Linked DNA regions of Homo sapiens: region 1 is linked to region 2. The links are chromatin loops, found by intact Hi-C in ENCODE. Cell type or tissue: endothelial cell of umbilical vein. All regions are shown on one strand. Each heading gives the region's core, and the rest is flanking DNA. Links, peaks and the distances in the headings are about the cores only. Region 1 overlaps SOX2-OT (SOX2 overlapping transcript). Region 2 overlaps SOX2-OT (SOX2 overlapping transcript).

Evidence for each region. A loop is a pair of places that touch in the nucleus more often than their neighbours do. Peaks named below come from ENCODE experiments on the same cell type or tissue, not always from the same donor. Only the 100,000 strongest peaks of a DNase experiment are listed, where the experiment ranks them.
Region 1: it touches region 2 in a loop (2.8-fold over the local background); 1 of 110 quality-filtered maps calls a loop at or near these places.

Annotation. Positions count from the first base shown.
Region 1 is chr3:181,560,404-181,565,793 of GRCh38, reverse strand. It overlaps SOX2-OT (SOX2 overlapping transcript), which reads right to left. Exons shown (of 7, transcript NR_075092.1): 4 at 1,866-2,074. Among named protein-coding and RNA genes, the nearest start is that of SOX2, 150 kb to the left of the region's middle. In endothelial cell of umbilical vein, for the core only: no CTCF peak of the experiment used is centred there; no DNase peak of the experiment used is centred there.
Region 2 is chr3:181,628,718-181,634,107 of GRCh38, reverse strand. The region is part of intron 5 of SOX2-OT (SOX2 overlapping transcript); the gene reads right to left. Among named protein-coding and RNA genes, the nearest start is that of SOX2, 81 kb to the left of the region's middle. In endothelial cell of umbilical vein, for the core only: no CTCF peak of the experiment used is centred there; DNase peaks (open chromatin) are centred at 2,097, 3,027, 4,197 and 4,807; H3K27ac peaks cover 3,674 bases.

The sequences.
Region 1 (5,390 bases), core at 240-5,239, 68 kb after region 2:
TACTTATTATCACTTAAGTGAGCACTGATGCTGGCACTGGATCTTATACACATATTCAGATTTTTGTTTCCCTCATCATTCTGAAGGTTATCTCCCTGGTCGCTCTGAAAATCAGGTGACAACCATTTCCCATGATGCTTTAAGGGGTGTCAAACTGTCCATCAAGCTGTCACCTGACCAGTCGTTCCCATGGTTCTTTTAGACTTCCAGTATGATAAATTGAAAGGGACTATTATCTGTCTGTTGTGAAGAGGAACTGTTTGGGCTTTGATAAGATATCACTACTCCCAGGTGAGAGGCTGCTGACAGCACATCAAGGCAAAACAACACATACAAACACTGAACAGGGGAGCACACGTTTACAAACATCTGTTGTCATTATTTATTACTTTTCTTCGGCTTTAAGTTTCTGACTCATCCTTAGATAATTCAAGAACAGATATTTTGCTTTCTTACTTGCAAAAACAGTTGCAGCTCTTTTCATCTTAGGAGAAGAACCTTAAAATTGAAAATACACCTTCCTACCTTTTTGGTTCATGGCATATATGCTTTCTATCTTGCAGCCAACAAGTTCTGTGTTCCTGCTGATGACATCATTTACTTTAAAAAAGTATCTGAGAATAAATACATGTCACTATAACAAATATGTGAATTTTAGGGATAAATATAATAAAATTAATTAATTATGCCTGAGAGGTCATTATTAATGTACCACTTTACAAGAAATATGAGCTGGTTTTAATGTTAGCTTGTATTAATTTATATTTTAGAATTGATAAGGTCAAATATTTCATGAGAAATAATGTTTGTGACTTATTTTTGCAGCTTCAATTTTTAATTGCTCTGAATTATACTAATAGAAACATAAAAACTTGAATTTGTGCACAAGGAACATGAATAGAGGGAAAGATATTGTCCTCAGTGGACCAAGGTTGTAGTTAGGATTGGAATCAGGAAACTTAACTGTAAAGGCAGGGGGAAGCTTGGGAGGCAAAAGTTTTCAGACGGAAAGCTGTCTGGAAAGTAGGTATATTTTATTAGAGCTACAGAGACAATTTTACACTTAGAATGTAACTCCTTGGACATATATATCTAAATAGGAGTCAATGGAAACTTATGTATTAAGGGCTGAATTCTTGAATCTTTACTACTTGTAAACATAATTTTACTCTTTAGCAGTTATTCTCTATTTTGTGATTTGTCCTTTTTCTCTTTTTTCTCTGCTACTCTAATGACATATGCTGACAGGTTTTCCATGTGGCTCTGTGCCCTTACATGCTATCATTATATGAACAACTAAAGATGCCCTTTGGGGATCACTTGGGGAAAGTAATCTGTTGTTATTTATTGTGTTTTTTAGCAGAATAAAAGTACTGTAGTTGGTTGCTAACATCACCACCTTGTGTACAAATATTTTTTTGCATGCAGTTTCCTAATATCATTAAGCTGTATTGTAATTTCATTACATAGTAATGTAGCACTTCGATTACAGACATTTAAATAATTTTGTAATTCAAAATTGGAAAATAATAAACCATGGTTTATTTTTAGTCCCTTGTAATTAGTTAGCCAACTAACACTCCACTGAACTCATACAAGAAGCAAAAATGCCCCAGAACCCTTATAAACTGGGCATTGGTCAAAATACTCTTTCAAACAATGATTTAGGAATTCAGAGTAAAAAAGGCAAAGAAAGAATTAAATTCCTAAAGATTCATAATAATACCAATAGTACATATGGCTAGTGCCTAGGGCATCTAATTAGTGAACCCCTAATTCTAACAAATGTAATCTCTAATTCTGGCAAATCTAACTAAGGCATTTTTAGCTCACCCAATGGGCTAATATTGGAAATTACTACTTACTTCAAAGTATGATTTTGGTCTCTATCCAAAGAGTAGAACCTCTTGATAAGTTTCTGAATGTCAAACTTCTTTTTCTAGCGGCTTCTGGCATGTCAGAGCTCCACAGCAAGTTTTATAATTTTGACAGTCCTTGGCGATCAATGAAGTTGACTGGACTCCATTACTTTTCCAAACAGAAATACCTTGCAGTCCAATGAAGGAAGTAGTGGCTAGAGGGGAAAGTACCAGAATATTCAATACGTTTGTCTTAGGTCCCAAAGGAAACAAACAAATGTGTTCCCTGTTATTCTTTCTCTCACAATAAAAATTTTAGACCATTTCTAGAAAAAAGCAATTTTGCATTTGTATTTTTGTGTTACTTCTTTCAGTTTGTCTCCCTTTTGGTAAGTGAACTTGTTTTAAAATGTTACACGTTGTTGGAAAGTAGCATGGAATGCTTCTTTTAGTTCTACGTAAAGGTAAAGTTTGATTATATGGCAAAAAATTAAAAATGCTGCTAAGGATACAAGGTAAAACATAGCAATCTAAAAGAGAGAGAGAGAGAGAGAGAGAGACAGAGTGTGTGTGTGTGTGTATGTGTGTGTGTGTGTGTGTGTGTGTGTATGCTCGATAGCAATCCTATGAGGTTGGCAGGGCAGGGTAACCAGTTTTATAGATGAGCAAATCAACGATAAGGGACATGACAGGACAATGCAAGTCATACACATGTGGTAGCACAGCCAGTAAACAACTCAGTCAGTTCAGTGTTATGTCCTCTATACTACTTTTGTCCTTAGGGACTAGTACAGTACTTTAGTAATGTGGATATTAGGAATAAAGGCCATTTTGTTAGAAGTTTCACCCATTTTTCATGGAAGTCTATCCATATAGGATTCTGTTGAAAAGTCAGCCTGGTGCCATACTGTCAAACACAGAAGTAGAAATTCACCACTTAACTCCTTATGTTCTTAACTTAGAATTAAACACACAGTCATGTGAAAGGTGTTTCATTTAGCTCTAACAATAAATGAATGTGTGCACATTTATATGCATGGTAAATATGTAGAACTTAGATATGTAATGATTTATGAAGCATAAAATGAAAATTTTTGGAAATGTACCTAAAAGGAGTAAAAATCATAGACACCTCCTTGTGGATATTATTTTAGAAAGCTTCAGGCTTTCATCCTAGTGTTATTTACTTCATACTAAACAGTCATTTCAGATGTAGGATGTTTGAAGGGGGCCAACCACTTATGATCTTCATAGGAAAAAATAAACTTGCAAAGTCTTCAGAATGTCTGGTGGATGTTTTCCCATTATGTTGAATCTACTTATGTTAAGCAATGTGACCAAACTGAATACAGCTATATGTAAAACTGAGATTCATTGAACTATTCACCTTTTTGATTGATTACTCATATATCTACAATGCCACGACAGAAATGACAATATTGCCACATTTTAATAAAGATGACTTTTGAGATTACAAAAATAGAATTAGATTATATACATTTAAAAAAATCTCATTTTGATTTTTAAATTTACACAGGAAAATAAAGAGTACTACTTCGTGGAAATTGCTGAACAATTTCTTACTTTTTCCAAAAGATTCAGAGAACAAAACAGATTTCTGTAAGTCAAAGTGCAGCCAAATGTTCTCTTTGGCAAATATTAGAACTCACTTCTACGTCTGGGACATTAGGAAAATGCACTTGAATAAAGATAAAATTGAACAAACCTATCACTACCTAGAAAAGAAAGAAGTAAACAGTGGAGTTTATCTAAGCTAACTTTATTTCCCAAACTCAAAATCATAACAATAAAGTCCTTTACATGAGCAACTTTGTGACCTGAAGGAAGAGGCTGTCTAATTTCTTTCCATGCATCAAGCCAAATAAATGAAGGGAGAAAATCATTCTCTGTTGGCCTCCTGTGTAAGATTTCTTTTCTTATCATCCCATCTAGTCATATCTTTCTGCAGTCTGAATTACCCTCTTTTCCTCAGACTGGTAAGGCAGTGAAAGGATGTTTGTTCTGCTAATTAACTTTATTACCCTGATAACTCCCTGCAGCCTTTGAGGAAAACAATTACCGTTACTCCTTTTTTCCCCCACTGGCAAAAAAAAAAAAGAAAGAAAAAAAAAGAAAAAAGAAAAAAAAAGAAAAAGAAAAAAAGACTATTAATTAGAAACGAGGCCCAGGTCCCTGCCATGTTATCCTGCCACGTTCCCAGGCCCTCGAGCAGGATAGCATTACATTGTCAGTAGTAATTTAGCTCTCATCTGTCTCTGCTAATTATTGTCACATTCATCAAATTCATCAACAAAAGTGCTCTCAGAAGGATTGCATATTTGCAGTTAATACAGCATAAACTGGTATTACCCATCACCACATTTGTGATGATGAGAGGGACACAACTTATTCATCCCTAATTAGAGCAAGCTGGGTAATTAATTATGCATTCCGCCTTATTACTTCTGAGTTCCCAGATATTGTTTGTCTAAAAAGGGGGAGAAAGCAGGAGAGAGAAGCCTGAAAATGCAAAAAAAAAGGGTGATGTGTTTTGTCACATGCGCTATGCCATAATTCCCACCTGACAAACTAGCTGAATCAGTGGAAAATTGCGAGTTGTCAGCAGCAGAATAAACTGCTGTAATAGCTGATTAATGATCAGCACCTGTGACAGGTGCTGTACGGGACTGTAAACTTGGTTTGATTAACAGTCACTGGACGAATAAATATTAGTGACAGTCAGCGGAGAGCAAGTTTGCTTGTTTTCTTCCCTGTTAACAAATCGCACGCATTAAAGTTATTGATATTTCTGTCTGAGACACTCTATTTTTTTGTAGTTATCTGGCAACATTGGCAGTGAGTTTTAATGGATCGTGTTTGTTCCCGTTCTGTTATTTTATTTCAGAACTAAATTGTATTTTGACAAGATGACCTATAGGGGTTTAAATTCACCAGGTGTGGAAGAAAGACTAAAAAATAACAGGATTCACACTTGGTTTAATTTATGCTCACCTGCTAGTAATCTGTGTGTGTATGTGTGTGTGTATACATATCCACATACATACATATATTCATTATACCCATTTACATGTATGTACAATAATTATTAAGGGATATTTATGCTAAAAACCATAGTCACAAACATATAGATATGTGATGTTCGCTTGTTTTTTAGTTTTAATTGTTTCTTTCTTCCTTCCTTGCATTGGATATTTTCCCTGGAAACGTTGGCAGTGTGAGTTATCCCAACCCCATGTCTCAATCCAGAATTGAAGGGACCATTTTCCTGAGGCAGCTATTCAAAACTGCTGCCAGCTTGATTGTTTCTACTGAATTGACCAGTTTCAAACAGATTGGTCAAGAGGTGATTAACCTGTTTGAGCTAACTGGTGATTAACCAAGAGTCGAGTTATGTGCACAGGCAAGCAAAGTGTAAGTAATGAAAGGAACCCAATTTATTTTATTTTATTTTTTAAATTTATTTTTTGTTTTTAGGTCATAGTCAAAGACGCTATTTGCCTTAACTGTGGT
Region 2 (5,390 bases), core at 216-5,215:
CCGTGGCAGAGCCACAGGATAAAGAGGGCCACCCAGCCCTTATCACATGAGCTATTATTAACTTATCACATAAGTTATTATTATTTTTAAGTGATTATTATTATCATCACATAAGCTATTATTAACCTTATCACATAAGTTATTATTAACTCATTGGATATTAGGGGGTGAGCTGAGCGACAGAACTGAACTTTAGAGTGAAGTTGTCTGGACATCAATGTTTCAACACACTGGACACATAGGTTTTTATTTAATTTTAATTTTTTTTTTTTTTTTTTTGAGTTGAGGCCTTACTCTGCCACCCGGGCTGTAATGGAGTGGTGCGCACATGACTCACTGCAACCTTGAACTCCTGGGCTCAAGTGATCCTCCTGCCTCAGCCGCCTGACTAGCTAGGACTACAGACTCATGCCACCGCACCCAGCTAATTTTTTACTTTTTTGTAGAGATAAGATCTTGCTATGTTGTCAAGGCTGGTTTTAAACTCCTGGGCTAAGTAATCCTCCTGCCTTGGCGCCCCCTACCCTGCACCAAACGCTAGAATTATAGGCATGAGCCACCATGCCCAGCCTATAGTTTCTTGATATTGACATTAGAGAGTGAATAAAATGCAAACAAAGGGAGAAAAGAAAAGTAAAAAATGTGTCTTGGTTACAAAGAAATAATACTAATTGCAATTGTTCAGCTGAATTAACACATAATTACCACTCAAAAATAATGAAAAACTATAGATAAGTTTTATTTCATTTTGAAGTTCTCTATATGTAAAAGGTGTGATCAATAAGTTAAAAGCCAACTAAGCACCAGTGTTGATGCTTAGAGATACATGCTTGATGGCCATAGTTATTCCAGCATAGCAGCCAGTTTGCAACCTTAAAAAATTAGAACAATATGGGTTACCAGTGAATAAATGCTAGAAGGAAGCCCTTCTGAAAATCCTAGGCATAATGACCCTTTCTTGGAGTATAGGCTGACCTATACTAACTGGATTTTAAGCCATACAAGATAATATTATACAGACACTCTAGAGGCTGTTAGAAGCAATCTCAGACTTATCTGATATTTTGTTTTCAGTCATACGTTTACTGCTAGACAAACCAGTTTTAAGAGCTGTGCCACATGATCACAAATATCTCAATGGCATGTTTATAGGTTATGTGTTTTATACACTAGAAGCCTCTTACAGTCAGAATTATAACAATCACCTGCTTGACAAGTAAATTTATTGGCTGGGCATGGTGGCTCACACCTGTAATCCCAGCACTTCGGGAGGCTGAGACGTGCAGATCACCTGAGGTCAGGCTTTCGAGACCAGCCTGGTGAACATAGTGAACCCTCATCTCTACTAAAAATAGAAAAATTAGCCAGGCATGGTGGCTCATGCCTGTAATCCCAGCTACTCAGGAGGCTGAAGCAGGAGAATTGCTTGAACTGGGGCAGTGGGGGTTGCAGTGAGCAGAGACTGCACCACTGCACTCCAGCCTGGGCGACAGAGACTCTGTCTCAAAAAGGAAAAAAAAAAGTAAACTTACTGGAATATTCTTTTTCAGTATGAAAAACCTCAGACCTTTTAAAGGTACTTAAATAAAAGAAAGGTGTATTTCCTCCAGTAGCAGAAAACTTATCTAGCACCTTTTTTGTACAATTGCTTTCAGTATATTAGCTCATTTAATTCTCACAACTGTATGAGAACATGGAGGCCACAGAGAGATTATTTGTCCAAAGTTACACAGCTTGTAAGGGGAAAAGCCAGGATTTGATCGCAGCCAATTTGGCTCGAGAGCCTCTCCCTTTAACCACCCTGCATGCTGCTGCCTCTCAACACCACTTCTATAGTGCTTCCTGTGGGCCAGGCACTGTTGAAGCATGCACACTACATACTCTTCTTTTTGTCTGCAAACAACTCATCAGACAAGTCAATATGGACTTTCATAAAACCTTTATTTTGACCATATTTCATATGTAAACCCGTAGGGTCAATGTCATGCTGCCAGAACAATTAGAGGAAATTTGACGAGCTACTCAGTAGGCAGACTGTTCCAACAAAAAGATTTTTGCAAAGAAATTAACTTTTAGAGTTGGCAAACAGAAATTATGACTAACAAGACAGGAAAATGCCAGACTTTACAAACATCACACTGTACAACATTAACTGGTATGATTTACTAGAAGTCTTCCGTGGGGCAGGTTTTATAGGACATAAGGTTCTACATCATTATTTTATTTATATCTCAGAACAACTCTATGAGGTATATGTTAATTATTTAATTGAATCTCAAATGTCATAGGTTGTAATTACACAGTTATGTACTAGTAAGAAAAGAAAAAGTGTTGGCAATTGAATGAAGACACACCATCAATTGTAACATGCATTCTAACATCAGAGATGTTAAAATGTGAAAAAAAATGCATCTTACTCTCATGAAATATGGCCTCATTCCTATAATACAGATGAAGAAATAGAATTCATGAAGTTAAATTGCCCAAGATTACATGGTTAGCAAGTGCTAGACCCAGAGCTCACATCCAGGTGGATCTGACTTGAAACCCATGCTCTTAACCATTTGATAGAGTGTCTCAGTCTGCGTTTGTGCTGCATAAAGTGAAATTAAATGTTGTTTTGTTGTTGTTCAGTGGATTGTCAGTATATTGTGGGCTGGTAACTTAAATCCTCAGAGAACTCTTCAGGGTTTGATCACCCATTAATATGGTTTAAATTGACCAAACAGGCCTAGAAAAGAAAATCAGTCTACTCTATTTTAGCTATGTAGCCAGCTTCAACATTACAGCTTTCAAGAGGTAGTTTCTGTCTCATTGTCCTGAAATCATTCTTCATTCTAGCTTATAACAAAAAGGAACTTCTTTAAATAAAATAAGATCTTTGTTTCTGAAGACATTGCTTGGCCTGCTCTTTTGCTCATAAACAAAATACAATTTCTTTAACTTTTAACAACTCAAGATGTTTCCTAACTATGGCATGGTTTGAGATTTGAGAACAAACAAACAAGACCACACAAAGCTTAAAGAAGCAGAGAGCAATTTCATAAAAATGTTTTTAGTCATAAAGACCCACAAGACAGGAAAACAGAAAATGCATACATACTTGACTCAGAATTCCAGTTTTTTCCCTAAGAGGTGACAGCAGCTTTAAACATTGCCTTCCTCTTGTGTAGGATTACATATGCACAGTATACAACTTCAGTTTCTGTTCTAAAAGCATTATGAGCCATTGTTTTTTGATGGTCTCTAGAGGCTAAGGAAAAATGTTATTGGTAGTATGAAAGAATAGGTTTTAATATAGGCATTTAATTTTCTTTCCATATACTCCCTGATTAAAACAAGGTTTGCCCCATTTTCTATTTTTCTTTTGAAAACCCTCTTTACCCACATCAACAAAACAACATACTGACTATAGCTGTGACTTTGGTTCTGTTGCCCTAAGTTCAGATGCAACTTTGATTCATCTCTTACACTGTGTCTAAGCATTGAGTCAACTTTGATTACACTGGCATCATTTAACTTCTACTTTTAAAATCGTTTAATTTTGTTCTCCAAAAAGTTAAACTAAATGATGATATAGCTTATTAAATATAGTTCTTTTTGAAATTAGCTGATAGGAAGTTTAAAAAAATGTACTGCTCCTTACCAATTACTGAAATAAACAGAATACTTAAATTCTCTAGGATAAATATATGTAAATTCAACTTACAAAAGGGGGGCTATTTGGGGTGTTTAGAGTTATCCCCCTCATCCATGATAATATTATAATATTATTAGTGTTTTGGGCTGTAGAACTAATATGCTACTTGTTTCTATAAATATTTTTCTATTTCATATATTCTTCCTCTAATTATTTTTAAGAGTAAAAAAAGTTAAAAAAAATCCCAAATTCAACTTAGATATTACCATAGCTTGGAGAGGTTAAGGCAACCACTAGGTTTAGATTCAAACCTAGGTTTAACTATAAACTACATGCTTTAAAATAAAAGCACACTATGTTACCTTTTCATCATCACATTTAAGTTATACCTATTGGAGCTAGATCAACAAATGTGCTTTGATTTCAAGAGGCAGAATATGGAATATTCTGATAAGACTTAATACTGACATAAACATAACCGGAAAAGAAAATGTTAAAATACTCATACAAACTGGAAGTCTGGGCTTGAATCCAGTGTTAACACAACTAGAATGAATGTCTGAGTTGTGTTGGGATTAAACAGTCAGTTCTAATTCATTCAGTTTCGCTGACAGGAGCCCTTCCTGTGCGTTGGATACCATGTAAAGTATTTTTAATACAAAATTTCTTCCTAGTAACTGCAAGTTAGGTATTACTGGCACCTACTTTTTGCTCAGATGGTTTAGGAGACCTGTCTAAGGCAAACAAGCTGGCAAATGGCAGAGCTGACCTGAGGTACATGCTCAGGTCTGTGGGCCTCAGGGCTGAGTTCTTGCCACTGTGCTATCTGAACGATATCGGATCCACATCCTCATGGAACTTAGACACCATTATAGAAATACTAGAATATAAGATAAAAATGTAAAGAAACTGTCCAGAGATATAAACACACTGTTAGAAAAATTCAAATACCAGTGAGACCTAACTCGATATGTGTGGGAGTTTTGGGGAGCAATAGAGGGTAGACAATAGGGAGAATGCTTCCAGCCAGAGCCTGGATGAAAGAAGGGACTTAATGGAAGGGTGAGATTTTTATGGATATGATGAAGGGTTGGGTAGGACAAAAGTGAATCAGAGAGATGAAACAGGAAATCTCTGTGTTAGTAACACATGAGTGTCAGTAGGAAGTAGGAAGAGATCAAGCTAGAAATATGACTTGTGACTATTACATCAGACATTTGAGGCTCAAGGGGAAGAGGAGTGTGTATGTAATTCACCAGGCCATGGGGCTCACTGGAAAGTTCTGAGTGAAAGAGGCTTTAGGAAGATTAATCTGGTAGTAGTGTGTAGTGGAAGCAGGCCAAGTCACTAAAAGTCAATTCCCTGCAAGCCAGCTTGGCTTTCAGCGAGTAAGATATATATTATTATTCTCATTTTAAGAATGAAGAAACAGGCTCAGAGAGGTGAAGGAGCTTGCCCAAGATCACGGTTAGTAAACAGAAGCGCTACGATGTGAATCAAGCATCTCTGGCTCTAAAGCCCTACTCTGTGCATTGGACCTAACTACTCCAAGTAAGGCCTATGGACTGGTGGCTTTGGCTCCCCGGGGAGCTCATGAGGACTACAGACCTACTGAATCAAAATCTGCATTTTCACAGGATCCTATATGCACATTGAAGTTGCAGAAGCACTAGACTAGGCTACATTTTCTTTTTATAATGATCTATATAATTACTGGAAAAATATTCACCTGGCTACAAATGTAGCTTTT